Regions from separate parts of the Homo sapiens genome. Here region 2 is linked to region 1. Evidence: chromatin loops called from intact Hi-C (ENCODE). Cell type or tissue: heart right ventricle. All regions are shown on one strand. Each heading gives the region's core, and the rest is flanking DNA. Links, peaks and the distances in the headings are about the cores only.

The links. Peaks named below come from ENCODE experiments on the same cell type or tissue, not always from the same donor. Only the 100,000 strongest peaks of a DNase experiment are listed, where the experiment ranks them.
Region 2: a loop joins it to region 1, with 2.9 times the contacts of the local background. A loop is called at or near these places in 32 of 110 quality-filtered maps.

What each region holds. Positions count from the first base shown.
Region 1 is chr22:45,416,752-45,432,448 of GRCh38, reverse strand. RIBC2 (RIB43A domain with coiled-coils 2) reads right to left here. Exons shown (of 7, transcript NM_015653.5): 3 at 14,503-14,847; 4 at 10,041-10,159; 5 at 6,274-6,501; 6 at 1,383-1,549; 7 at 1-165. The coding sequence ends at 87. Among named protein-coding and RNA genes, the nearest start is that of RIBC2, 11 kb to the right of the region's middle. In heart right ventricle, for the core only: no CTCF peak of the experiment used is centred there; a DNase peak (open chromatin) is centred at 8,018; H3K27me3 peaks cover 450 bases.
Region 2 is chr22:45,310,925-45,322,244 of GRCh38, reverse strand. The region is part of intron 1 of FAM118A (family with sequence similarity 118 member A); the gene reads right to left. Among named protein-coding and RNA genes, the nearest start is that of FAM118A, 6.7 kb to the right of the region's middle. RefSeq lists enhancers at 3,594-3,663, 3,714-3,763, 10,441-11,249. In heart right ventricle, for the core only: a CTCF peak has its summit at 4,456; DNase peaks (open chromatin) are centred at 2,759, 3,884 and 4,464; H3K4me3 peaks cover 1,198 bases; H3K27ac peaks cover 3,938 bases.

The DNA of each region.
Region 1 (15,697 bases), core at 4,600-12,599:
AGGAGTGTATCTTTAAAAAAGAAACGTGACTCTTTAAGGTAGCCACTCTTTATACGTGAATGACGGGAACAAGGGTGTGTTCCTCATTATCGACTTCCTGTATTAAATTGTGTGAAATAGTCTCCCGTGGGTTGATTTGTATAGACTTCATTCATATATTTTTTCCTGATAACAAAATGAGAAAAAAAAAAGGTCAGCAAATGTGTATACTTCCTATTCTTTCTTTTTTTTTTTTTTGAAAAGGCACACAAACTTTTTATTAGTGTGTTATCCCCAAAATACAGAATACGTTTCATACCTAATGAGCCCCCCAAAATGATCCATCTCAACCGCTCCTCAGCGGCGAGGGTCACTTTTTAATTACACTGCAGTTAGATTAGGGACTTACACCAGTAACATTTGGGGACATAAGAAAATTAAATCTCCGTGGGTGTTCACCCTGTTTGATTTCTCAGATCATTCTTTTCTTGTTTTTAGAGACAACATCTCTCTCTGCCACCCAGGGTGGAGTGCAGTGGTGCGATCATTGCTCACTGCAGCCTCCAGCCCCTGGGCTCAGGCCATCCTCCTGCCTCAGCCTCCCCAGTAGCTGGGATTTCAACTGTGTGCCACCATGCCTGGCTAATTTTTGTCTTTTTAGTTTAGTTTTATTTTAGTTTCACCATGTTGGCCAGTCTGGTCTCAAACTCCTGACCTCATAATCCGCCCGCCTCAGCCTCCCAAAGTGCTGGGATTACAGGCGTGAGCCACCGAGCCCAGCCCTCAGATCACTCTTAATGCTCCTTTTAGGCCTTCAGCAGAAGTGATAACAGATGGACCCACAAGCAACCAGATATCGGATTGGAGAAAATATTCCTGGGTCCCCCCTGAGTTTAAGCCAAGAGCTAGATAAATAAGTAAATAAATACTGTGTTTTTCAGGTGCAAGTTCACCTGTTTGCTTGCATTTGACATCTTCTTGTAGCTGGAGCTCTGAACTCTTGGAGTCCTGTCTATAACCAAGAGACTCCAGGCTTTTCTGGGGCAGCCCAGGAGCCCCTCTCTCTACCTGGAAAGCCGTCCCTGAATAGGCAGTGCCATCCTCCTCCTGGGTCTCACCAATGAAGCCTCCTCCAGGAAGCCTTCCTGACTCCCCCAGCAGACTCAGTGCTCTTCCCTGGGGCTTTCCGGTGCCCTCCACCCATGCACCCCGTGTGGACAGCAGTGACCTGTGGCCCATGGGTCTGTCAACCCAAGCCAGCCCACTTGAGGTCCACAGTGTCCAGATGAGGACCACCAGGGCGGGGTGTTTCCCCTCCTGCCCCCTCCTCGTCCTTGACCTCCACAGCCCCGCGGTCCCTCCACCCGGTCCCCCACCTGGCCCTGGTCCCACCCAGCACTCACTGCAAATGCTGCTCCTTGGCCAGGCTGAGGTTGCTGCTGTCCAGAGCTCTGCGCAGGTCGCGCTGCCGCCGCCACTGCTGCCGCTCAAACAGCAGGGTGGCGCGAGCCCCCTGAATCCTCCGCCGGTCCCAGTCCAGGTCTCGCTGGCGCTTTTCTTCCTGGAGCCTCTGGAAGGAAAAGAGGCGGCTCACCACCACCTTTCCCCAGAGCCAAAGAACCCCAGGGGATTATCTAGGAGGCCTGGCCTCTCATTCTACAGATGGGGAAACTGAGGCTCAGAGGACGAGCAGGTAGGTGACCGATGTCATGCAGGAAGCCAGAGGAGACCCCCAGCCTGCCCTCATTCCATGTGGCCCAGCTGCCCTCCCCCGTCAGGAGGTGCTGGCCGTCCTCCTTCTCCTAAAGGCACAGCAGGGACTCAATTCCTACAGCAGCCTCCACTCCCAGCTCCGGGGTGCAGGGCTCCCAGGTGCAGGCTGGGCCCAGAGTCTTCCTTCTCAGGTCCTCAGGGGGCTCCCTGGCTCAGTCAGCTGTCAGATGCCACCTCCATGAGCCATGGCCGGCTGCCCCACAGCTGAACGCAGATCACCTGGGCAGCTTCCAGAACATGCAGACACCACAGCCTCACCCGGTGACAGGAAGGTTATGGTCCTAGAGGGGCACCCCAACCCCTGAGTTGCTATGTTTCAGCTCATTCCTCACTGCCCTCCTCACTGTGAAAACTCTGGAGCCCTGGAAGAGGAAGCTGGATTTGTGTGGAGGAAGGGGTACTTCCCCGTGTGTTGTCAGCTTTGTTAGGGCTGAAGACGAGTCCCCTTTGCCCACGTTTGCCATTTTTAGGGCAGAGCCTCCTCCCGCCAAATAAGCAAGGATGTGTCCGGTGAGTGGCACGGGGGTCTGGGCGGCCCCATCCTGGGACTGAAGGCAGGCTGGCGGGCTTTGTCACCCACGAGGCAAGTCACCCTGCTCTCATGAACCTCAGTGTCCCCCGCTGTAAAGCCAGGCTGCTCTCAGGAGCCCAGGGTCATCACACAAGCTGCTTGGTGGCAAACAGGGAATGGCATGGGACACACTCACCCGGGCTAAGAGCAAAGCAGACAGCCCAGCTGTTTGAGGTGAGATCTCAACTTTCCCAGTTACCTCCAAGCATAGAAAAGGGGATGGAGGCAAGGACCCAGAAAGGAAGCGGGCAGTAGTTCTGAGTGGGGAGGTTTCATGTGTGTTTTTCCCCCTTTGTGCTTTTCTGTCTTCTTAATTTTCTACAAAAAATGAAAACTAGACAGCAATACTGCTTTCAGGATGGCCGGCCGATCTCCTGTGCCAGATGGTCCAGGCAGAGCGGCAGTCCTGAAGCACAGAGCAGGGCCCTGGACCCCCATTCCAGCCCCGGCGCCCTTTCCACCTTGGACTACTTCCTGAACTTCACGCCCCCTGCCTGCCCAGGTCCCGGCCCCACTGCAGCCTCCCACACATGTGCACCTCTGGCCTGCAGGGAAGCAGGTGGACGAGCTGCCCCACCCACTCCTCATGCCCTGGTCCACGCCACCGCCACTGTCCCTCCTCCTCCCCAGACCCACCAGATCAGAAGCTTACACCAACTATGGCACCTGCCACCCCAGCCTGGCCTCTTCCACCCACTCTTTGCAGGTTTGAGACCCTCTCCAGATCTCTCCTGCCAGGATTCTCAGTGGTTTCAGCACACACAGAGACAGCCCTCTCTTGTCCCCAGCTGCTCAGCTCTCCTGCCTCCTCTCCAAAGATCTAGTCCCGGCTTCACCTTCTCACCCACTGGGCACACCCTACCAGTGGTTCTCAAACTTGAGTAGGCATCAGAATCCCCTGGGGGCTTTCGAAACCACAGACTGCAGGCCCCACCCGGCCGATGCTGTGGGTCCGGAGACCCTCCCTTTGGGACCCTCCACCCTTCCGTTGTCATTACCAATAACAGTCTCACTGCTCTAACCTGTCTCTTCCACTCTCTCTCCAAGTCCCTGATTCCAATGATTATGCCCCCCGCAAAGTGTGACCTCCAGTCTGCTGGCCGCCACTTTTCCAATCTCTCTCTGGCCCCCTGGTTCGTCTCATGGCAGATGCTCCCAGGCCAATACCCTCGGCCCCCTGAGTCCTTCACTTGATCAGGCAGGCGGTGACCACAATGAATCTGGCTAAGCATGGTGGGGGACACCCTGACAGTGCTCTCTGGGGTGACCCAGACTATGGGGTGACCCAGACCTATGGGGTGACCCAGTCATCTGACTATGACCCCCTAGTGGGCCCTGGGCACTGTCTGACCATCCTGTCCCCTTCCTCCAGGCTGTTCCCTCTCCAGCTCTTCTAGATGACCACTTAGCACTAACTCCCCCCGGCCCTGCTCAGTTCTACTTCTAAAAGGTAGAAAATGACGGTCACTTCAGTGGTCCTGAGCCACAGCCCCCAGTACAGATCAACTCAGGTCTCAATTCTGTTCACCCGCAAGCTCCCGCCCTGATGCCCCTTCCCGTGACTCCAGTGATGGCTCTGAGCTCCCAGAGGCCACACCAAGCCCTCAACTAGCACTCCATGTCCCTCGCTCTCCTGCAGCCCAGGGACACGGCTCCAGCAAGTCTCTCCTCTGGCATCAATTTCCCCCTCTACTGCATCACTCCGGCTGAATGACAAGCATGCTGTTATTTCTACAATCAAGACAAACAAAAACTTTCCCTTCACCTCATGGCCCCCACCAGCTCCTACTCCATTTCTCTGCACCCTTTACAGCAAACGCCTTGTAAGTGCTGTCTGCATGTGCCATCTCCATTCGTTTCCTGCCTGTTCTCTCTTGAGCCCATTAGGCTGGCAGCCCCACTCCTCTGCCAAACATGCTCCTTCCTGACAGGGTCCCTGGTGACTGCCATGGTGCTGGATCCAGCGTTTAGCCTGAGCATGGCAGCAGCGTTTGACCCAGGGGTTCCCCTCTCCTTCCCTCCCAAACACCTTTCCTCACTTGGCCTCCAGGAAACCACGGCTTGCATCTGTCCACCTCCCTGGCGGCCCCTTCTCAGATGCCTTTGCTCTTTATCAACAGTGGTGGTGAGAAGGGGGGTGCTGGGGAGGTGGGAGCAGGACTCAGTCCTCAGCTTTAAATACTCTCTGTAGGGCCGGGCATGGTGGCTCACGCCTGTAATCCCGGCACTATGGGAGGCTGAGGTGGGTGGATCACTTGAGACCAGGAGTTTGAGACCAGCCTGGCCAACATGACGATACCCTACCTCTACAAAAAATACAAAAAGCAGCTGGGTGTGGTGGTGCATGCCTGTAATCCCAACTACTGGGGAGGCTGAGGCAGGAGAATCGCTTGAACTCAGGAGGCAGAGGTTGCAGTGGGCCGAGACTGCATGACTGCACTCCAGCCAGGGTGATAGAGTGAGACTGTCTCAAAATACATGCATACATTCTCTCTGTAGGTGACGACTCACATTTATGCCTCTGGCCCAGACCTTGTTCTGAGCCCTATGTTACATATCCAGCTGCCTCCTGGGCTTTAATTGGAGATTGTGGCAGAAAATACTACTTGTCTCCCAGTAACCATTTTTCGTTCTTCTTTAGTAAAACAATCACCAGCACTTCACTGTCTGGAATAAACGCATTTCCTTGACTTCTTTAGAGTTAGGGGCAACCTTGTGACTAAGTGTTGTCCAGTGAAATGTAAGTGGAAATCTCCTTAGAGTGTTCTCCATTCCTCCTTCCTGGTAGCTGGACTATGCATGTGATGGCTGGTGCTCAAGCAGCCATCTTGCACTAAGAAGTGAGAGCCAGGAGCCAAGGATAGCAGGACATCAGTCAATGACCACAGAGCTGCCATACCAGCCCTGGACTGTTTTCCTGAGGATTTAGTCTACTTGCAAGAGAGAAAGTTCTATTTTGTTTAAGATGCTGTTATGTGTGGTTTTCTGCCACATTCAGGCAAATGTAATCCTAATAGATACAGATATCTAATGGACTTTGCACACTTGACGTATCCAAAATTGTAACTCTGATTTCCACCCCTCCCCACCCACCAACCTGCTCCTCCCACCACCTTCCCCATCTCTGGAAATGCCAATTCCATCCCTCTAGTTGCTCAGGCCACAGGACCTAGAGTCGCCTTTAACTCCTCTCTTTCACACGTCCCCACCCAATCATGCATCCAATCCTGTCGACTCTACCTTCAAAACAGATCCAGAATCTGACCATTGCTCAGCACCCCCACTGCCTGCCCCGTGGTCCCAGCCAGCATCACCTCTCGCTGTGAACACTGCAAAGGCCTTCCTGGAGATCTCCTTCCTTCCCCCTCAGCCCCTAGTGTCTGCCCTCAATCCAGGGGGATCACGCTGGGGATCCTGTTCAACCTAAGTCAGATCCTGTCACTTCTCTGTCCAAAACCCTGCAGAGTTCCCCGTCTCCGTCACAGAAGAAGCCAAAGTCCTCCCCAGTGGACTGCCAGGACCTCGACCGTCTGCCTCTGAGGCCTCCGTACCTGCCCCTCTCCTCACTCCACTCTAGTCACCAGGCTCCACGCCCTTCTCTGAGCAGGTCTGGCAGGGTCCTGCCTCAAGGCCTTTGCCCTTGCAGCTCACCCTGCCCGGTCGCCCTTTTCCCAGGTAGACACATGGCTCCCTCCCTACCCTCTTTTGGGTCTTTGCTTCAATGTCTTCCCATTCTACTGTCCTCTATCTTGGCACTCCTACTCCTAATGCCACATCATACGGGTGTGACACTATCTGGCTCTTGTCTCCCACCGACTAGAAGGGAAACTCCTTGAGGGCAGGTGCTAGGGCAGAGCACAAGGCCTGCTACAACTACATTTGTGCCTGGAAGGCAGTGGGAGCAAAGAGCCTGGCTCTATGGGCTCTGGAAAAAGGGGCGGGGCAGTCACCAGCTTCTCCTGGATTTGCTGCTTCTGGACTAGGCGGATCTGCTCCAGCTGCTCCTGGGTCATGCCCTTCCAGCGGTCAGGGACCACGCGGTGGGGCCCGAAGGAGCTGGCTGCCTGCTGCGGGTTCTCGGAGAGCAGGTCCCCACGCAGGAGGTTGGTGATCTCGGCCAAGTTGTCCTCTTGTTCTTGCTTTTTCTCTTGCTTTTTCCTTTCCACTGACTCGATGGCCTAAGCAGGTGAAGACATTAAAGAAGATGGTCCGAGTGACCCCAGGGGCATTCTGACACCCAGGCCAGCAAATCTCACTGGGGGCCCTCGAGGGGAGGATATGCTAAGGGCAGCAGGAGTCGGGTGGAGGGGAGACTTGTCAGGCACGGATGTGGGTGGGTCCTTGAACCCCTGGCTGCCTGCGCACTGCTGGGCGGGTGGGCTGGACTCGGGGGATCACCACCTGTTGGGTGTATGCATAAGAGCTCCGGGTCTTGCACCAACTTACCAAGGCAGGGAACTCCCTCCTTGGATTAGGCCGACACCCCGCGTGGGCCTGGTCCCACCCAAGGCAGGGCTCTATGCCCCTGGCAACCCTTGGACATCTGTGGGCTGCAAAGAACGCTCAACAGAGTGATTGACAACAGTGGTAGAAAATGCACTGTCACTTCAGTGGTCCTGAGCTGCAGCCCCCAGTACAAAGTAATTCCAGGTCTCATTTCTGTTTGATTCCCTGGGGGTTCCCTGGCTATGTGGCCTATACCAAGTCACCTCCCCTCTCTGGGCTGCAGTCATTTCTCTGTAAAGTCAGGAGATGGCTTAGGAGACATGTACTTGGGTTTACAGTTGTCCTCAGTAACACATGGACAGGGCAGTTTGCAAGGAGCCGGCCTCCCACATGTGCTCACCAGAGGCCAGCTTGATTGAGTCACACAGTACAAGCTTTGTAGTTAGACAGGCCCAACTTCAATACCGGACTTGCCACTGAGTACTCCCTAAGGAAGTCAGCTCATCCTTCCAAGCCCCTACACCCGTTTTTTTTTGTTTGTTTGTTTGTTTGTTTTTTTGAGACGGAGTCTCGCTCTGTCACCCAGGCTGGAGTGCAGTGGCACAATCTCGGCTCACTGCAACCTCTGCCTCCCAGGTTCAAGTGATTCAACACTGTTCTTACTTTGGGAGGCCAAAGTGGGCAAATCACAAGGTCAGGAGTTCAAGACCAGCCTGGCCAACATGGTGAAACCCCATCTTTACTAAAAATAGAAAAATTAGCTGGGCGTGGTGGTAGAGGCCTGTAATCCCAGCTACTTGGGAGGCTGAGGCAGGAGAATGGTGTGAACCCGGGAGGCAGAGCTTGTAGTGAGCCAAGATCGCGCCACTACACACTCCAGGCTGGGCAAGAGAACAAGACTCCACCTCAAAAAAAAAAAAAAAAAAGAAAAAAGAAATGTGAGCAGAGGTGGCAGTACTGCTCCTGGGAGGAAGCCTGCGGGGACTAGCCACATTCCTTCCCTCCTCCTGCAGGGATCCTCTGGCTGGCGGTCGCTCCATCCCAGGACCTGGGCTCCAAAGTGAGGATGCCAAGGAACAGGCCTCACAGCCTGTCCATGGCGGGCAGGGAGCATGCATGGAACATCAACTTTCTGTTTAAGCCACTGAGACTGCTGCTTCTTATCCCAGCAAGGGTTAGCACATTCTGACCGACACAGGAGGGTGTTGTCGCTTCCTCATTCTGCAGATGATCAAATGGACGCAGTGGGTGGCCTGCCCAAGGCTGCAGGGCAGAGCCTGGTCTGCACCCCGTGTGGTCGGGCTCCAGAGCCTGCGTGCCACACCCTGATGCCACAATGCCTCTCTGACGAAATGAGCCCCGACCCAAGAACTGGAGGCCCTCACGTGTGTCCTTCCTGTTGAACTGGACCGGCCTGCTTGGGCTTTGGATTAACATCCCAGGTTAATTAAAAAGCCTAGTTGTAGTTAGTAGCAGAGCTGCAGAAGCCAGAGGGCGGCTTTTCCCAGTGCAGGAGTGTTTGCAATGGTGCTGCCTCGTGGCATCCACGTGAGGAGCCGGGGGTCTGAGAAAACCAGGCAGGCTGTGGATGCCCATTAAACATCTTCTAGAATATATGAATGAATAAATTGATGAATGAGACAATAGGGTTTAGCAAAAGCCACTCCAATGCCCAGCAGGAAGGGCTCAATAAACATTGGTTGAATTGATGAATGAATGAGTGAATTATCATCATCATCATCACCATCGCTTCCATAAATGAATGAGCAGATCACCAGCCAACAGTGGACTAATTGTCAAGGGCCCCACATCCTGCCATTCACTTGCAGTGGGGACTGGAGCAAACAGCCTCCCCTCTTTGGTCGCCCTCTGTAAAATGAAGGGCAGGGATGGATGATCTCTAAGACCTTTGCAGCTCACTGGGTGGTGAGCTCGGACTTCAGGTGTCTTGCTTTGCCTTTTGGTCCTCCCCAGCCCCCGCAGTTGGCTCTCCTCATTCCTCTCCCCCGTGTTGAAAACCCACATTCTCTGGTGTCTGGTCCAGCCTCTCTGGGATTTTTGACTGCCTGCCTCCACCAGGACAGTTTTGAGCTTGTATCTCCAATATATTTAGTTCACAGCATGGTACTACTATACCTTAATGATAGCACATGCTTATAACTACACATGTACATGGAAATCAAAAGTGATGAGGTTAAAAATGAATATAAAGCAGGGCTCTGGTATCTGCTCTCCCACAGATCCTGCACAGCCTTCTTTGGGGACCATAGTTCTAGTTGACGAGCGAACCTGATCAATGAACCCAGGCAAAGTCCCCACCCACCAGAAAACAGAATTGCATTCGAAAAGAAAACCTTGTGGGGGGAGGGAGAGGCAGGGGGGCGAGCTCTAATTTCCAAAACGAAAAGAGGGCCAGATGTGGTAATCCCAGCACTTTGGGAGGCTGAGGCGGGAGGACTGCTTGAGCTCAGGAGTTTGAGACCAGCCTGGGCAACATGGCAAAACCCTGTGTCTACAAAAAAATACAAAAATTAGCTGGGCATGGTGGCGCGTGACTGTAGTCCCAGCTACTTGGATGGCTCAGGTGGGGGGATCATCTGAGCCTGGGAGGTCGAGGCTGCGGTGAGCCATGATCGTGCCACTACACTTCAGCCTGGGTGATGGAGTGAGACCCTGTCTCAAAAACAAACAAACAAAAAAACCAAAGAAACAAAAAGAAGAACCTATTTCAGCAATTTCAGCATCAGGTTGGAGGGGAGGGGAGTGTGTGGGAGGAGGGGGGCCAGAGTTTAGAGAGGAGGTGGGAGGTCTCAGGAGGCCCCAGTGTTCGAGCTCATTATGATCTTCTTCATCATCCCTGCCATCGGTGAGCATCCAAGTAGCTGTTCTCAGTAAAGGGGAAGTCTGAGAGGTGGGAAGAATGGAAACCAGCACCAGGCAGTGGAGCAGAGCTAGGCGGTAACAGTCTAGGTGGATGTCACCATCCTCATGTTACAGAAGAAGAAACCGAGGTGTAGAAAGGTGAGCTGACTTCCCCAGGTTACATGGCTAGTTTGGCAGGTTTCCCTCCAAGATTCAGAGCTAAGGCACAGGACTGGGTCTCATCCATCTCTGTCATCAGGCAGCCCATCAGGGTCTCTGTCAGGGCCGGTCATGTGACCAGGGAGCAGGCTGAGACTGGGATCCCAGGGAAGCCGGAGAGCCTTGGGAAGCCGTAGTGGGCTCATCCTCCCCTCCAGTCGTCGAGCCCGAGGTCGCGGAGTACCTATACCTGGCTCTTGTTGAAGTCTTTCACAGATGCACAAACTGCCTTTCTGGTGGTGCTTTCCAGCTTCTGGAGGTGCTTGGCTGTCTCGTCAAACTGCAGCCTTGTCTCTGTGTAGAGGGCCTCTGAAAGGAGGCAAGAAGCAATCAGATCGACCTGGCCACAGGAGCACCTTCCCACGTGTGGCCGTTCGTGCCTTTGCCTCCTACCACGTCCTTAGCCATGAGCATGAGGACGGGAACAATAATGACAGGACCTGCCTCTGAAGGCTGTGGGAGAGTCAAGCTCCCAGATGAGTGCTAGTGATCACTACTATGCTGGGGTCCTGGGACAGGCTGGTGGTGTGCCCCTTGCTGTCCTGCTCTATCCTGAGGCAGCTACATCCTTACAGTGGGCAAGAGATACTCTACAGCCCCAAGAAATGACGTTTGAGACCTGCAGGACAAAAGAAGTGGGTTGGGAGCAGGTGCAGAGGTTTTGGGAAAGGATTCAGGGGAATCCAGAAGTGAAAGAGCAAGAAACCAGACAGGACTCTATGGAGGAAGTGGGGCCAGATGACAGATACTGTGGAGTGGCAGGAGGACTTGGTCAGGCCAATGAGTAAGAGAAAGAGGAAGAGTAGGAGGTGAAGGGGTCAAGGTAGAAGGTCCAAAAGCAAAATGTGAAGATTTGGAGTCAGAGGAGGCTCACATCCCAGCCCAGACATTTCCGAGCTCTGTTAACCTCAACTATTACTTAGCCTTGCTGAGCCTGTGTCCTTACCTGTGAAGCAGGACATACCTCCTTTGCAGAATAATAACATTATTATTATTAATAATACTATTATTATTATTAATAATACTATTATTAATAATACTATTATTATTATTAATATTATTAATAATACTATTATTATTATTAATAATACTATTATTAATAATAATAATTAATTAGACATCCAAGTGCATTAGACATCCAAGAGAAGTTAGATGAATTTATGAGTCTGGATTCAGGGAAGAGTCCAGGCTGGAGGTATAAACCTGGGAAATGATGGCCTATAGGTGGCATTTAAATAATAATTAATTATTTAATTATTATTATTAATAATAGTATTAATAATAATAATAGTATTATTATTATTTGACATGGAGTCTCGCTCTGTTGCCCAGGCTGGAGTGCAGTGGTGCATCTTGGCTCACTGCAACCTCTGCCTCCTGGGTTCCAGCAATTCTCCTGCCTCAGCCTCCGGGGTAGCTGAGATTACAGGCGCGCACCACCACGCCCAGCTAATTTTGTATTTTCAGTAGAGACAGGGTTTCACCATGTTGGCCAGGCTGGTCTTGAACTCCTAACCTCGTGATTTGCCCACTTTGGCCTCCCAAAGTAAGAACAGTGTTGAATCACTTGAACCTGGGAGGCAGAGGTTGGCCAGGCTGGTCTCAAACTCCTGACCTCAGGGGATCCACCCACCTCGGCCTCCCAAAGTGCTGGGATTACAGGTGTGAACCACTGCACCTGGCCAAACTCCACATTGTTTAAAAGTATCACTGACTGCTGTTTTGGGAATGGACCAGAGAGGGGCAAGAAAGGAAGTGGAGGCCATCAGAAAGATCTTGGCAGAGGTCTGTTCAGCTGAGATGGTGGCTTGCATCACAAGGGTGACAGCAGGGATGGGGACAAGCGGACAGTTCAAAATATATGCAGGAGGTAGAAGGGACAAGAGTCAGAGATGGCCTGGAGTCAGGGGTGGGTCATGGATGATTCCCTAGACTTCTGGTTTAAGGGCAGGAGGTACCAGTTAGTTGGAGGAGAAAGATGGAAAAAGGAGCAGATGCAGAAGAGGATCCAGGGCTGCTTTCCGACATGTTGTGAAGGGTCCTGTGAGATGTCAAGGAGACTGCTGAAGAACCAAGTCCACAGCTGAAACAAAGCCTTTTGGCCAGAGGTGGAAATTTAGACCACTTGGGAGATGGATGAACCATACAACACGTCAGTGATCAAGGCTATGGAGAAAAATTAAGCAACAGGATACGGAATGTGGGGTGGGAGGAGGGTACAGGGTTTAAAATAGGGGGGTCAGGGGAAGCCTCACTGATAAGATAGCACTTTAGCACAGCCCTGGAGGAGAGTGGTGATCCCTACAGATATCTGGGGAAAGACATTTCTAAGCAGAGGGAACAGCACATGCAAAGGCCCTGAGGCAGAAGTGAGCCTGATATACTCACGTCTGAAAACAGCAAGATAGTGTGGAAAGAATGGAGTGAGAGGGCAGCATAGCAGGAGATAAGGCCAGACTGTGAAGGCGTTGTAGGTCTCTGAAAAAAATCGTTTACTCTGAGTGAAATGTTTACTCTGTAGGATAAGGGGAGAGACCCAAAGAGCAGCTGAGAGATGCTTTTTGTTTGTTTGTTTCAGATGGAGTCTCACTCTCACCCAGGGTGGAGTGCAGTGGCACAATCTCAGCTCACTGCAAGCTCCGCCTCCCGGGTTCACGCCATTTTCCTGCCTCAGCCTCCCGAGTAGCTGGGACTACAGGCACCCGCCACCACTCCCGGCTAATTTTTTGTATTTTTAGTAGAGATGGGGTTTCACCGTGTTAGCCAGGATGGTCTTGATCTCCTGACCTCGTGATCTGCCCGCCTCAGCCTCCCAAAGTGCTGGGATTACAGGCATGAGCCACTGTGCCCGGTCTTTTTTTTTTTTGAGACAGGGTTTCACTCTGCTGGCCAGGCTGGAGGGCGGTGGCACAATCACGGCTCACTGTAGCCTTGACCTTCCAGGCTCAGTGATCCTCCTGCCTCAGCCTCCTGAGTAGCTGGGACTACATGGGCACGACACCATGCCCAGCTAACTTTTTAATTTTTTGTAGAGATGAGGTCTCACTTTGTTGCCCGGGCTGGCCTTGATCTCTTGGCTTCAAGTGATCTTTCCTCCTCAGCCTCCCAAAATGCCGAGATTACAGGCATGAGCCACTGCGCCCAGCCGAGAGATGCTGATAGCCTTAGTTCAGAATGGGAATGTTGGAGGGTGTGGAAAGTAGCTGAAAAATGGAGAGAAAGGAAGGAGTCAAGATTACCTGGGCTGGGGCCTGGGCAGCTAGAAGAAAGGAGCTGTCACGGATGTGGGTAGAAGGTCAGGTCTGCAGGGAAGAACAGAGTTATTGGACTCGTGCTGATCTTGACAAGTGCATTAGACATCCAAGAGAAGTTAGATGAATTTATGAGTCTGGATTCAGGGAAGAGTCCAGGCTGGAGGTATAAACCTGGGAAATGATGGCCTATAGGTGGCATTTAAAGCCATGAGACCGGACAAGATCACTCGGGTGAGTTTAGCTGGTAGAGGAGAGCACTGGTGTGAACAACATCCAGAGGTTGAGCAGATGAGAAACCAACAAAGGACCTGGATGGGAAGGGAGCTAATGTGAGAGTGGTGTTCTGAAAGCTGAATTGCATGCGCATTTCCAGGAGCAGGAGGTGATCGACTGTTAGGTCCAGATGAAGGTCAAAAACCGACCTTGGATTGGGCGACATGGAGGTCACTGGTGAGGTTGGCCAGGGCAGTTCCAGTGGAGCAGGGAGGGCATAAATCTGGTAGGAGTGGGAGAAGAATGGGAGAAGATGATCTGGGGAGACATCACTCATGGAGAGTAGACTGGGGAGAGAAGAGGCTTGGAGGAGGATGGGCCGAGCAAGGAGACTGCAAACTAACAAGCAGAGAGGAGGCGCTCAAGAAGGCGGAGTGCATTCCTCTCTGTGCCTGGTCCCTGTTTTGTCTTCCTCATAGCTCCTCACTATTCCATCACCCGCTGACACACCCCAAGAGAGCAGGGATGTTGTCGTCTTCGTTACCCGGTCTTTCCGGCACAGAAGTGGCTGGGCGGGTCAGTGCTGCTCGAGTGCAGGCATGAAGAGGAGCTGGGAGAGCAGAATGCTGCTGACCTCAGTGAGGACACATGGGGCTTTCTGCAGTTCCCTCAATGAGAGGCTGTTTCATGCCTTGGAGCCTTTGCCCAAGAGGTTCCCTGGGCTTGGGGAGTCCTGGTGAGGGCATGTGACCACCATGCCTGCAACTACACCCCCAAAGTCCCCTGTAGGAATTTCTACCACAGCACCCAAGAGACTCAGGAAGACCTGCATCTTTCCCATTCACCTTCCCCGCAGACTGGGAGGGCAGGGACCGATTCTGAGTTACCTCTGCACGCCGGCATCCAACTGGGACCCCGACACGGAAAGTGTTTTCCACATGACTGAGGTGTCATTGCAGGTGTTTCCCTCCTGGAGGGCAGGCTCTGACTTTTCTTTCCCCACAGGGCCAAAGTAGCATGTGGCTGTCTGTGCACATTGGTAGGACTTTAAACAAATCCCACAAAAACTGTAGGGTTGCTTAAAAAAAAAAAAAAACTGTAGGGTTGCTTAAAAAAAAAAAAAAACTGTAGGGTTGGTTTGTTGAAGAGAGCGTTGAGACCAGCTCGTCTCTTCTGTTTCATTACCTGCGCATTTTTGTTCAGCACGGGCGTTCTTCCATTCCCTTTGCTGCTGCAAAGACCATTCTCTGTTTTGTTCCTCTTGGAATTTCTTCCTCTCATGGAAGTTTAAATCCTCTCCCATGAATTTCTGCATTCCTGATATCGTATTCCGAACATCATTATCTGACTGCCGGGCTGGAAGATCTTTCTTAAGGGCTAGGGGGTCGGACAGATCAAATTCACGGCGAGTTTCTGGCTTCTGAAAGCTCTGTTGGAAGTCATTGATAGCCCTACAGAGATTTTTCCTATCCCTCTTTTTCCGGTTTTCCAATATGCACATGATTTTGTCATTTTGCCTCATTTCAGCAGCTGGAAGAGATACAGCATATCCATAAGCTTAGGATTCAGAGGAAAAAATAAATTTGAATCCATTTTATTTTTTATTATTTACTTTTTTAGAGATAGGGCCTCATTATGTTGCCTGGGCTGGTCTCCTGGCCTCCAACCATCTTTCTGCCTCAGCCTCCTGAGTCACTGGGATTATAGAAGTGAGCCACTGAACCCAGCCCATGAATCTACTTTAAAAACTAATTTTTTCAGTGATTGCAAAAGTAATACAACCCTCCAAAAAAGTAACACAGCCATTAAAGGATTAGTATCCTGAATATACAAAGAGTACCTACAAATCAATTAAAAAAACCCCAAAACCCCAACCCAATAAATGGGCAAAGTGTAGGAACGGCCAGGCAGATCACTATAAAGAAACCTGAGGCTGGGTGTGGTGGCTCACACCTGTAATCCCAACACTTTGGGAGCCCGAGGTGGGCGGATCACCTGAGATCAGGAGTATAAGACCAGCCTGACCAACATGGTGAAACCCTGTCTCTACTAAAAATTCAAAATTAGCCGGGCGTGGTGGCAGGAGCCTGTAGTCCCAGCTACTCGGGAGGCTGAGGCAAAAGAATCGCTTGAACCCAGGAGGCAGAGGTTGCTACGAGCCAAGATCACGCCGCTGCATTCCAGGCTGGGTTACAGAATGAGACTCTGTCTCAAAAAAAAAAAAAAAAAAAACCTGAGTAATCAATACAATTATGAAAGGATGATCACCCATACAAGGTGGGAAACATCCAATGAATCGAAGGCAAAATATTTAAAATGCTAATAATGGCACACATTAGTAAGGATGTGGGGAAACAAGATCTCTCATTTGCGGCCAGGC
Region 2 (11,320 bases), core at 297-8,296, 110 kb after region 1:
CTGAAAAATGTCATACGCAAATGACGTACATCCAAAATGCTTCCTAAGCCACCATTCCTCATCTCATGAGACTCATCAGGCTGGTTGGACTCTCGCTGTTCTACACGGGACAGCACAGAAGGAAAACGCACACACAGGAGCAGATGAAGGATGGGCTCTGTGGGCTCCGAGCTGGGGTTTTCGCTGTCTCTTGGGACACTGCTCTAGAAGAATTTCCAGTGCACATGAACACAGATGACTTATCAGAGAAGCAAAACACAGCAAGCGGCACAACAAAGCGAAGCCAGAGGCGGTTTTGCAGAGGAAGCCAACGAGTGCTCTAAGGTGCAGAGCACTGGACTGGAGCATGGCCATCCTCAGCATCGGCACCAGCTCCAAGGCACCAGCCCTCCCCTCGGCCTTACTGAAATCCACTCTAAAGAAGTCATCCAAGTAAAAAGCCAATTCTTACCTTATATAAAAACAGAAATCCCAAACCATCTGGGTCTCTTTCACCAAGCTATCTCCATATTCTTTAATTTTTCCAAAATCAGACCAGGCATGGTGGCTCATGCTTGTAATCCCAGCATTTTGGGAGGCCAAGGTGGACTGCTTGAACTCAGGAGTTCAAGACCGGCCTGGGCAATACAGCAAGATCCTGTCTCTACAAAGAATAAAAAAATTTGCCAGGCATGGTGGTGCATGCCTGTAGTCCCATCTACTAGGAAGGCTGAGGTGGGAGGGTCGCCTGAGCCTGGGAGGTTGAGACTGCAATGAGCCATGGCCACGTCACACCACTCCACTCCAGCCTGGGCAACAGGGTGAGACCTTGTTTCAAAAATAAAAAATAAATAAAAAATAAAAATTTTCCAAAATCGCGTTTCCCCCCAATTCTAGAAATAATATCTACTGTAAGCAAGGAAAAATACAGAAAAATAAGGTTTTGCCTATAATCCTATGACCTGTGAGCAGTAACTGTTAACATTTATATATTCCCTCTACTCTCTTTTAAAAATGTTTACAAGGGAGGCTGAGGCAGGAGAATCACTTGAACCCAGGAGGTGGAGGTTGCAGTGAGCTGAGATCGCGCCACTGCACTCCAGCCTAGGCAACAGAGCAAGACTCCGTCTCAAAAATAAACAAACAAACAAAAGTATTGACATAATTTGAGAACACAGTGCATATCCTACTTTTTCATGCATTAAAATAAATACATCTCCTTTATGTTATTAAAAACTATTCATAAATGTAAGTGTAATGTATATATATGGAATTCTCTCTTACTGACACATGTCTGATGCAGAATGTTAGTATAACACCCTGACCACCGACTTAGTGCACAAAGCCTGTATATTGTGAAATTATTTATTTAGGAGAGATTTCTGAGAAGAACTGCTGAGTTAGAGAGTATGAACACTGTAAAATATCTTAGCACACACCACCAAACCGCTTTCCAGAAAAGTGGTCAGCAGAACACGTCAGTGCTCGCTTTGCCACATCCAAACCAGCACTGACTGAAAATGACTTTGGCAGAGTACGCTGGCTCACATCTGTAATCCCAGCACTTTGGGAGGCTGAGGTGGGAGGATCCCTTGAGCCCAGAATTTCAAGACCAGCCTGGGCAACATCATGGGGAAACCCCATCTCTACAAAAAATACAAAAATTAGCCAATGTGGTGGTGCTCATCTGTAGTCCCAGCTACTTGGAAGGCTGAATGGTAAAATCACCTGAGCCCAGGAGGTTGAGGCTGCAGTGAACCACGACTGTGCCACTGCACTCCAGCCTGGGTCGCAGAGTGAGACCCTGTCTTAAAAAGAAAAAAAAAAAGAAGAAGAAGAAGGAAGAAAAGAAAAAGAAAAATTACGTGTTTGTTTGTTTTTTTTTGATGGAGTCTCGCTTTGTCACCAGGCTGGAGTGCAGTGGCACAGGCCTGCGCCACCACATCCGGCTAATTTTTGTATTTTTCATAGAGACGGGATTTCACCATGTTAGCCAGGATGGTCTCGATCTTTGACCTTGTGATCCGCCTGCATCGGCCTCCCAAAGTGCTGGGATTACAGGCATGAGCCACAGCAACTGGCTGAAAAATCACTTTTTCACATGTGTAATCTTCACTCACACACACACACCCAGCCACTAGAATCAGGTCATCAAAAGTAATTTTCCAGGGTAAGGAAACAAGGCTTAATCAGTCCATAAGCATCATTAGATCGCAGAGCTAAATGGGATCCCCGTTATCCTTTGAAAATGTAAACAACTACCTAAGTCCATGCATATATTTTCCTAGGGAGAGTTCACAGCTTCCATCAACTCCCAAACATGTCTGCGACCTTACCCCAAATGCTAAGAAATCACAGTCCACAGGCAAAGAAAACGAGGCTCACAGATGCCTGTAACCTGCCCCAGGGAAAGACTGGCAGAGTCCGGGCTGGGGCTTGGCCCTAACACATCCTTCTTCCCATTGAGGAGTTAACATCAGTCATCAAACTAATCTTTTGTTTTTTTAATCTACTAGATACTTTCTAAGGAAAGTAACAGAAGTTGAGTTTCTCCGCTGTATAATATAATCCCTCCACCATCTATTAATAATATAAGCAACTCTGGACCCCACCCCTGAGATTTCAATGACTGATTTAACTGTTCACCAATCCTCAGTTTTATTAACCATAAAACATGGATTCTTGCCAATGGGCCGAGTTTTGAAAGCTCAGGCCTCTGTATGAAAGTGCTCTGGCAGCTGGAACTGCTGAGTCCAACAGCTCAGGCTCTGGCCTGTGGATGAGGCGGCCTGCACACTCCCGGCCTCCTGCTGTGGGGCAGGACTTGGGAGCCACTCCTGTTCAATCCTATTTGGAAGGGGACGATAAGAGGGCTCATCAGCTGGCTAATTCAAGTGCCCCCTACTCCCGCCCCCCAAAATAATCCACATCACTTCCAAATAGTTACTCCTCCCTGTCTATGAGAAGGGCTTGTTTAGTTCAGCCGTCTGTACACGACATTTTAGACTATTTTTTAAACACGCACTGGTCAACCAGTGACGTAAAAAAACCACATGCCTAAAACTGTTACCACAGTAAAGAACTTTCAAAATCTACCTCTAGTTCTTTCAACCACTGTTCAATTGCTTTCGATTCTCCACATATAAGTGATTATGGTTACAAATTCAAATCCTAAATACTGCATTTACACATCTTCAAAAACAGTATGAACAAATTAAACTTTTGCAGGCTATATTTAACTCCGAAATTAAGTGATTTCAAAGTTTCTCAAAAGAACGAGGTATCACACTATTCCTAACACTTACGTAACAGGCCACAGCTCGCACTCCTGGGTGGTCTGTGGCTCGCTTAAGTGCTCAAAACCTCTTTCTCAGCCTGAACTGCAGGTCTGGTGCTGGCTCCTCAGACAGTATTTCAAACACAACCACACGGAGTCCAACCTCAATAGGCAGATGGGCCTCTAGACTTTAATACTGATGCATACTTTTAAGGATCAAAGGAGCCAACACGGAAAGTACCCAATTATATAAAAACTCAACACAGCAACTCTGCAACTTGAACTGCACAGTTGCCCATATTTAGACATTTACAGTTCATTATCACACTACATGTTTAAAGACATTACCTCATTTCCTGTTTTACAGCAGCCTAAACATCAGAGTCAAATCTCACAATAATCTAGAAATTACCCTAAATCTCCCCCTTGTTTTTAAACCAAAATCCAAGTAAGGTGATCTCAAAAGCACTCGGCACCAGGTCCTAGAAGTTTCAGCAGGACAGCAAGCTCCAGCGTTCTGCTCCCATCCAAACACCGTCTAAGCCAATCAGATCCCAGAAAACAGTAACAAAACCCTTCGGAGGCCTTTCAGACGCTGCATCTCTCGGTTTCCTTAGTGACTATGTCGTCACCACGGTGTGTGGGCCCAGAGCCAAGTCATCATAGCAACCCTTCTTTTTTTTCAAGGACCTATCAGCATTTCTGAAAGCAAAATCTGGCCCCAGCAGAGATTCTTATAAGCAGTTCCTGTCTTTTTTAATCCAAAGCCAAACTCTTACCAGGATGCTGTCTGCTTAGAACTTAAGATCACTAGCATTTTATAAACTAGCATAGAGTAGCTAGAGACTGTCTTATTCTTCAAACCCTGGCATCCAGCACTACGTAAACGTTCATCAAACGGAGTTCAATGCAAAATACAAGCTACCAAAATCGAACTTGTTATTTACAGGTAGTAAAACAAAGTACCTCACAACCCTACCGTGGTAGGATGTTAATGGCCCCGCCCCTCATGCCTGCTGGCAGCCACACCCTTCTACAGCCCCTCACAGACTCCAGGCTTAGCCATGTGACTTTTTGGCCACTGAGATATCGGCAAATGGGATAACGGGAAGCAAGTACAAGTCCGACACACCCTTTACGACAGAGCCTGTCCCGGTGGAATTCTGCCCTGCAGAGCTCTGGCCTGCCACTTGGTGGGCAGCCGAGGTACCATCCACCCACACAAGAGCAAGGCTGCCTTGGGCCACAACTGCATGAGTGGCCCCAGCGAGCCTGGCATAAGAACCTGCTGGGCCGGGACCTGGGCCTGGCGCTGAGCTAGCAAATAGGCTGTGGCTGTTTAAACCCTGGCGGGACAGGGAGAAGCCCAGAGTGCCAAGGAAAACAGAGCAGATGGACGAATGAACGAACATCACGAGGCTCTGTGGGGAGAGGGGAATGTGTGTCAAGAACTGTAATGATTAAAAGTGGTGTAACAAAAAAACCTTAAATTACTCGCTTTCCATTACAAGCTATATGTTCACTTAACAAGCACAAACCATCAACTGGAAGTGTCCAGATTCTGGGATCCTCAAAAGTATCCTTTAAGAAAACCTTTTCTGTGTGTTTTGAGAGTGAGTTTCACTCTTGTTGCCTAGGCTAGAGTGCAATGGCGCAATCTCGGCTTGGTGCAACCTCCGCCTCCCGGGTTCAAGCAATTCTCCTGCCTCAGCCTTCCAAGTAGCTGGGATTACAGGCACACGCCACTAAACCTGGATAAGTTTGTGGTTTTTCAGTAGAGACAGGTTTCACCATGTTGGTCAGAGGCTGGTCTCGAACTCCTGACCTCAAGCAATCCACTTGCCTCAGCTTCCCAAAGTGCTGGGATTACAGGTGTGAGCCACTGTGCCCAACTTTCTTAATTTCTTTCTATAAATAGATGATCACATGGGCTTTGAGCAGTTTCAAAAAGCAAGGAGATAAGGGTGTCCAAGCAGCATCTGATTACAATGAAGCAAGAGGGACTCAGAGTAAACATAAGCTCAAACTACATCCATCTCACACAGGAGTGAGTGGTGTCACATTTACTCGGCAAAGTTTCCGAATGCTCACCTTTAACTCACCTGTAGTCAATCCACAGTGATCATAAAATGACCCCAGAATTTGCAAAGTCAGACAAGGTCACTGTGACTACAAAGGAGTTGATTTATGTTGAGCCCTTAGAGCAAAGCCCGGCAACACAGTAGGCTATTAGTACCAATATTACCACTGCCACTGTGACAAAAGCGCCTCACACTAAGAAAGCATTTATAAATGTGCTACTGACAGGAGACAAGAGGCTGGGAAATACTAAATTTAATCAGTGTAGCCAGGGTGGATCTTGAGGACTGGAATGTCCTTAAAGGAGGCCAGAATCTATCCACTGCATTCTGACTACACCAAGGCAGCTCTGGAAGACCGGGAGCCTTCAAGCAAGCCCTTCCCAGCATGACCCTCAGCAAGACAGATGACTGCATGCTATGGAAGCTCAACGGCCAGACCCTGCTCATTAATATCCTCCTCTCCCTTCATTCTAGATGTGATTCCCACAAACTTCCTTTTTCACAGCCATCAGGTTCCCACGTAGGCTTGGGAGAGGAGAAGAGTGTGGCGGCAGAAATCACTGAGCAAGGCTGGATGTGGAGGCTCACACCTGTAATCCCAGCACTTTGGGAGGCCGAGGCGGCCGGATCACCTAAAGTAAGGAGGTCGAGACCAGCCTGGCCAACATGGTGAAACCGTGTCTCTAATAAAAATACAAAAATAAGCCAGGTATGGTGGTGCGCACCTGTAATCCCAGCTACTCTGGAGGCTAAGACAGGAGAATCGCTTGAACCCGGGAGGCAGAGGTTGCAGTGAGCCGAGATCGTGCCACTGCACTCCACACTGAGTGACAGAGCAAGACTCCATCTCAAAAATCAAATCAAATCACTGAGCAACAGTCTTCAAGCACATGTGACAGTCATATTTCTAACCACAAATGAACCATCTGCGATCCAGCTGATAGGTTTCTGGTGAGTTTGATTAGCATGACTAGGGTCACCTGAACTGGAAACAAGGCACAAATGGGCAAAAAATTAAGCTTCTGGAACTGCAAAGGAGAGGCTTAGCCTTGAAACCACAACACCCCCACCTGAAGCAGCATTAGGACTAAGGTGCAGAAAACACAGGATCTGGAGACAAGGAAACACCACCCTTTCCCCAGCCAGGTAGACCTCTCTAAACCTGTTTCCCCCAGCCAGGTAGACCTCTCTAAACCTGTTTCCCCCAGCCAGGTAGACCTCTCTAAACCTATTTCCCCCAGCCAGGTAGACCTCTCTAAACCTGTTTCCCCCAGCCAGGTAGACCTCTCTAAACCTGTTTCTCCATCTCCCAAATGGGGATCCCAACATGCACATCACCGACGGGGCTGCTGCAGACATTCAAGGGAGACGCGTATCTGAAAGGCACTTAATAAAGTGTACAGTGTCTGTTACTCTCAACCGCCTCACGCTAGCACCACTCTTCCAAGGCAGTCACCACAACTACATTTCAGTGTAATCATGGTTCTGGTAAAACTTAATCTCAGCCATTACTAATAATAAGGGATCTTCAGGATGAGTTATTTTCTTCAATTTACAGAAAATATGAACCCTTAATTTGAACGCACTCCACTTAACCAATTACTTTTTATTCTGTTGAACTTAATTATAATGGGAAAAATGCCTTATTTTGTAATGATGGAAATAAGTTAATTGGATTCCTGAAACCAGTCCCACCAAACAGAGCTGCTTGGACGTATACACCCAAACCAGGAAAACAGCAAAACCCACCACTAGAAAAAGAATCTAATTCAAATTTAGTTTAATTTGGTCACAAATTAATTCAAAGAGCAACATTAATTACTGCCACTTTTTCAGCCTTTAATAGAGATTCAAGGGAAAATGCTAAGCGTTTTACACGCACTATCTCAGTTAACCTCAATAACCCGATGAGGTGGCGACTCCTATGACCCACAGCCTGGCCAAGGCCGATAGTGAACCCTTCTAACAGGCCAGCCCCAAGTTGTGTATTATATATTCTTGCGCCTTTCTTCCTAACATCAGTGCAGCTTGAAATGGCAAACAAATATACCTGATATTTTACTGGGAACTCTGCCATCCACTAAAGCATTCAGCATTTTACATACAGTTTGTCCACCAGATGTGACACATTAACTCAAATAAACGTGTTACTTAACAAGCCAATGTTAAAACACGCCAAGACAGAGGCCAGGGGCTTGTGGACCCACCTGCCTTTACCCCACCTCAAGAGGATACGTAAGACATGTTCTAGAAGGTAAACCTCCAACAAAATGTAAAATGACAGAATTTCAGAGCGGGCAGGATCTTAAAGGTTACATGAAACCAAATGCCCTAATTTTTCAGAAGTGAAAATTGAGACTAAGAGACAGTGACTTTGTCAACTTCCCCCACGGGGCTGGGAACAAGCTATAAAGTAACTCCTGGCTCATGTCCCATACCCTTCCCACCGGCCTGGGCATTGTCTGGTCCACTGTGACCCCAACACTTTAAGGCACTCATTTCTACCTCTTTACCACCAAATCATTACAAATAAGGCACAGTTTAGTTTTCTACAGTTTCTCCTTCCCCGGAAATGTTGAAAGAGTTGCCATTAGGCAGATAGAAGAGGCGGCAGGCAGAGCAGCTCCAGGAAAAAGACCAGCCCCTGCACAGTGTGCTTATCATTCAACTGTCCATGTTAGCTTGGGGGGCGGGGTGGGAACAGATAAGGAGGGCCACATGGAGGAACAATGCTACCAACTCAAGAGGACGGCATTTTCCTGACAAGGAGATGCTGCAGGCTCCTTGGGGGAAGGAGGTAGGATACAGCAGCAACAGCCTGGCCAACAAATCAGTACTGGCTGAACTCCTTACTACCTGGGCAAGGACTCATTCCTGAGCCTATTTACTTTTTCTACAAAGGAAAGAATATCTTATACCTCCTAAGGTTGCTGGAAGCATTAAATGGAATAAAAGAACAAAGCCTGGAACAGTGTGCTTCCTACTACACCCTAGATGTGTGATAGGGAATCCTTCCTAGATTTAATTAAAATTAAAGCTAAATAAAATTAAACAGCTGCGTCACATTAGTCATATTTTCAGTGTTCGGCGGCCACAAGCGGCCAGTGTGTACTGGACAACAGTCATTACATTTTGGTTACCACAGGAAGTTCCATTGTGCAGTTATCCCTGAGTCTGTCTCTCCCTCACCTAAGCCCAGACTTCAACAAACAAGTCCTGTAGATTTTTCTTCCTAAATCTGTTTAATCCATACCGTCTGCCACAGTCTTAAAGCCCTCACAACTTGGCTGGGAGTGGTGGCTCACACCTGTAATCCCAGCACTTTGGGAGGCCGAGGCGAATGGATCACCTGAGGTTGGGAGTTTAAGACCAGCCTGGCCAACATAGTGAAACCCCGTCTCTACTAAAAATACAAAAAGTAGCTGGGCAAGGTGGCAGGCGCCTGTAATCCCAGCTACTTGGGAGGCTGAGGCAGGAGAATCGCTTGAATCTGGGAGGCAGAGGTTGCAGTGAGCCGAGATCGCACCATTGCACTCCAGCCCTGGCAACAAGAGCAAAACTCCATCTCAAAAAAAAAAAAAAAAAAAACCCTCACGACATGTCTGACACTGAAAGGCACCTGCTTCCAGTTCCAGCCCCTCTAGTCCTCTAGTCCCACATAGTCACCAGAGGGAAATTTCTGACACATCTGAACTTGTCTCCCCTCCAACAGCTTTGCATTTTGTTGAAATCTCTACTTGGTCTTCATCCTGTTTCCCGTCTTACTACTCCTAGAATCCCTGGAATCTCCAAAGTGCTGTCATTTTGTATGCTAATGAGCTGATTGACGCAGATAGGCCCTGGGCAGCTTCAGAAGGGGGCTTATCACCAGAAAGACCAAGGCAGGATTAGATCCTTGGAACTTTCAGCCCCACCCACTAACCTGGGGAAGAGAGGGCTAAAGATTACGTTGATCACCAAAGGCCAATGGTTTAATTAAGCATGCCTACATGCTTAAGTCGTCTCCATAAAAGGCATAAAAGGGCTGGGTTCTGAGAGCTTCCTGAGAGATAAATACAAACATGCCGAAGTTTCTGGAGAATGGTACACCCCGGGGAGGGCACAGAAGCTCTGCACAGCATCCCCCACGCCTCACCCTACGCATCTTCTCATCTGTGTCCTTTGCGATATCTTTCATAACAAACCAGTAAACCTGAGTGTTTCCCTGAGTTCTGTGAGCTGTTCCATAGCAATTTTGAGACAGTCTTGCTCTGTCTCCCAGGCTGGAATGCAGTGTCAAAATCTCAGCTCATTGCAACCTCAGCCTTCCGGGTTCAAGGGATTCTCGTGCCTCAGCCTCCTGAGTAGCTGAGATTACAGGTGCACACCACCATGCCCAGCTAATTTTTTGTATTTTTAGTAGAGATGGGGTTCTGCTATGTTGGCCAGGCTGGTCTCGAACTGCCGACCTCAGATGATCTACCCTCCTCGGCCTACCAAAGTGCTAGGATTACAGGCGTGAGCCACCGCGACTGGCAAATTAATCAAACCTAAGGAAGGGTCATGGGAACCCCAACTTGAAGCTGATCGATCAGAAGTTCCAGAGGCTCAGGCTTGTGACTGGTGTCCGAAGGGGTGGAGGGCAGTCTTGGGGGACTGAGCCCTCAACTTGCGAGATTTGATGCTATCTCCAGGTAGTATCAGAACTGAATTGGAAGATACCCAGTTGGTGTCTCTTGCACAAATGACTGCCCGCTTGGTGGCAGGGAGAAACCTCTCCTCACATTTGGTCACAGAAGACATCTCTGTTGATTGTCGTTGAGTGAGATAATAGAAAAAGCACGATGGGTGGTTTTTCCACACACAGGTTCTCTTCAGGACCCCTAGCCCAGCATGGTCCTGGCCCACCTCTGAGACTCAGCCTCTCCCCACCCTGCCCCACTGCGTCCTGTGTGGTCATTAGACTATGGTGAAGCACACACACACAGTCACCATGAAGCACTAAGGCGACCACAGACCCTACGGTAATAGGACAAAAACCTCACTTAAAGTTCAGACCCCAGGCTCAGACAGGAAAGAGCGGGAACCAGTCTTCTGGGCCTGGGCTTTCAGAAGCTTAGCCCCGTTCCAGAAAGCCACAGTCCCCCACTACCACCGCCTTGGTCCAGGTCACCCCCATCTCTCATAGGGTCTTGCTTCCTCCAAAAAAGTCTCCCCACCACAGCCACATGGATGGTTCAAAAACACACCAACTCCCGCCCCTCTCCTCCCAAAGCCCTTCAATGGCCACCCACTCCCTTTAAGTACCAAACCCTCCACTCAGCTTAAACTGGGCATGCTTTGGTCCTGACTGGCTCTCAGAATCACACCCTCTTTCTTGTCACTCCCACCTCAAACCCAGTACTCTGCAAAAGTCCCAGCTTCTCCCATACCAGGTCTCTAGCGAGACACTTCCCTCACTTCTCCCCCTGACCACCTCCCACCTTCCTTCAGCTCAGCTGGATCATTTCTCAGGACAATGGCAGGTGCAGTCGTTCAAGAAAGGGCCAAGGGCACGGTGGGCCTCCGGGAGCAAAGCTGGGTTCTCCGCAGTTAGCATTCACTCCCACGCCACCTTCATTAGGTGTGCTCCAGCCACACCTCCCGCCTTCCAACACTGTGTGCCGTGGCAGCCTCTCTGCCTTTTGACATACTGGCTGTCCCCTGAAACTCTGCCTGGAATGACCCTGGCAAACTTCTCCTCTAGCTCAACCTTCAAGAATCAGCTCACCTGCTGCTTAGCATCTCCTCCCCACGACTCCTAAGACGCCCTCCTTAACACCCACCCCTTCCCAGAATCCCATGCCCACCCAGATGGGTTCCCTGCCAGCGACGACACAGCTTCCTCCAGATAAAAACGACCTACTTGTCTTATGCCCCAGGTCCCTAGGCCCTGACAGCAGGGACCGTCTCATCTCTATTTCCAGTGTCAATTCCTGGAGCCTATCAGGCATTCAAAAACAAA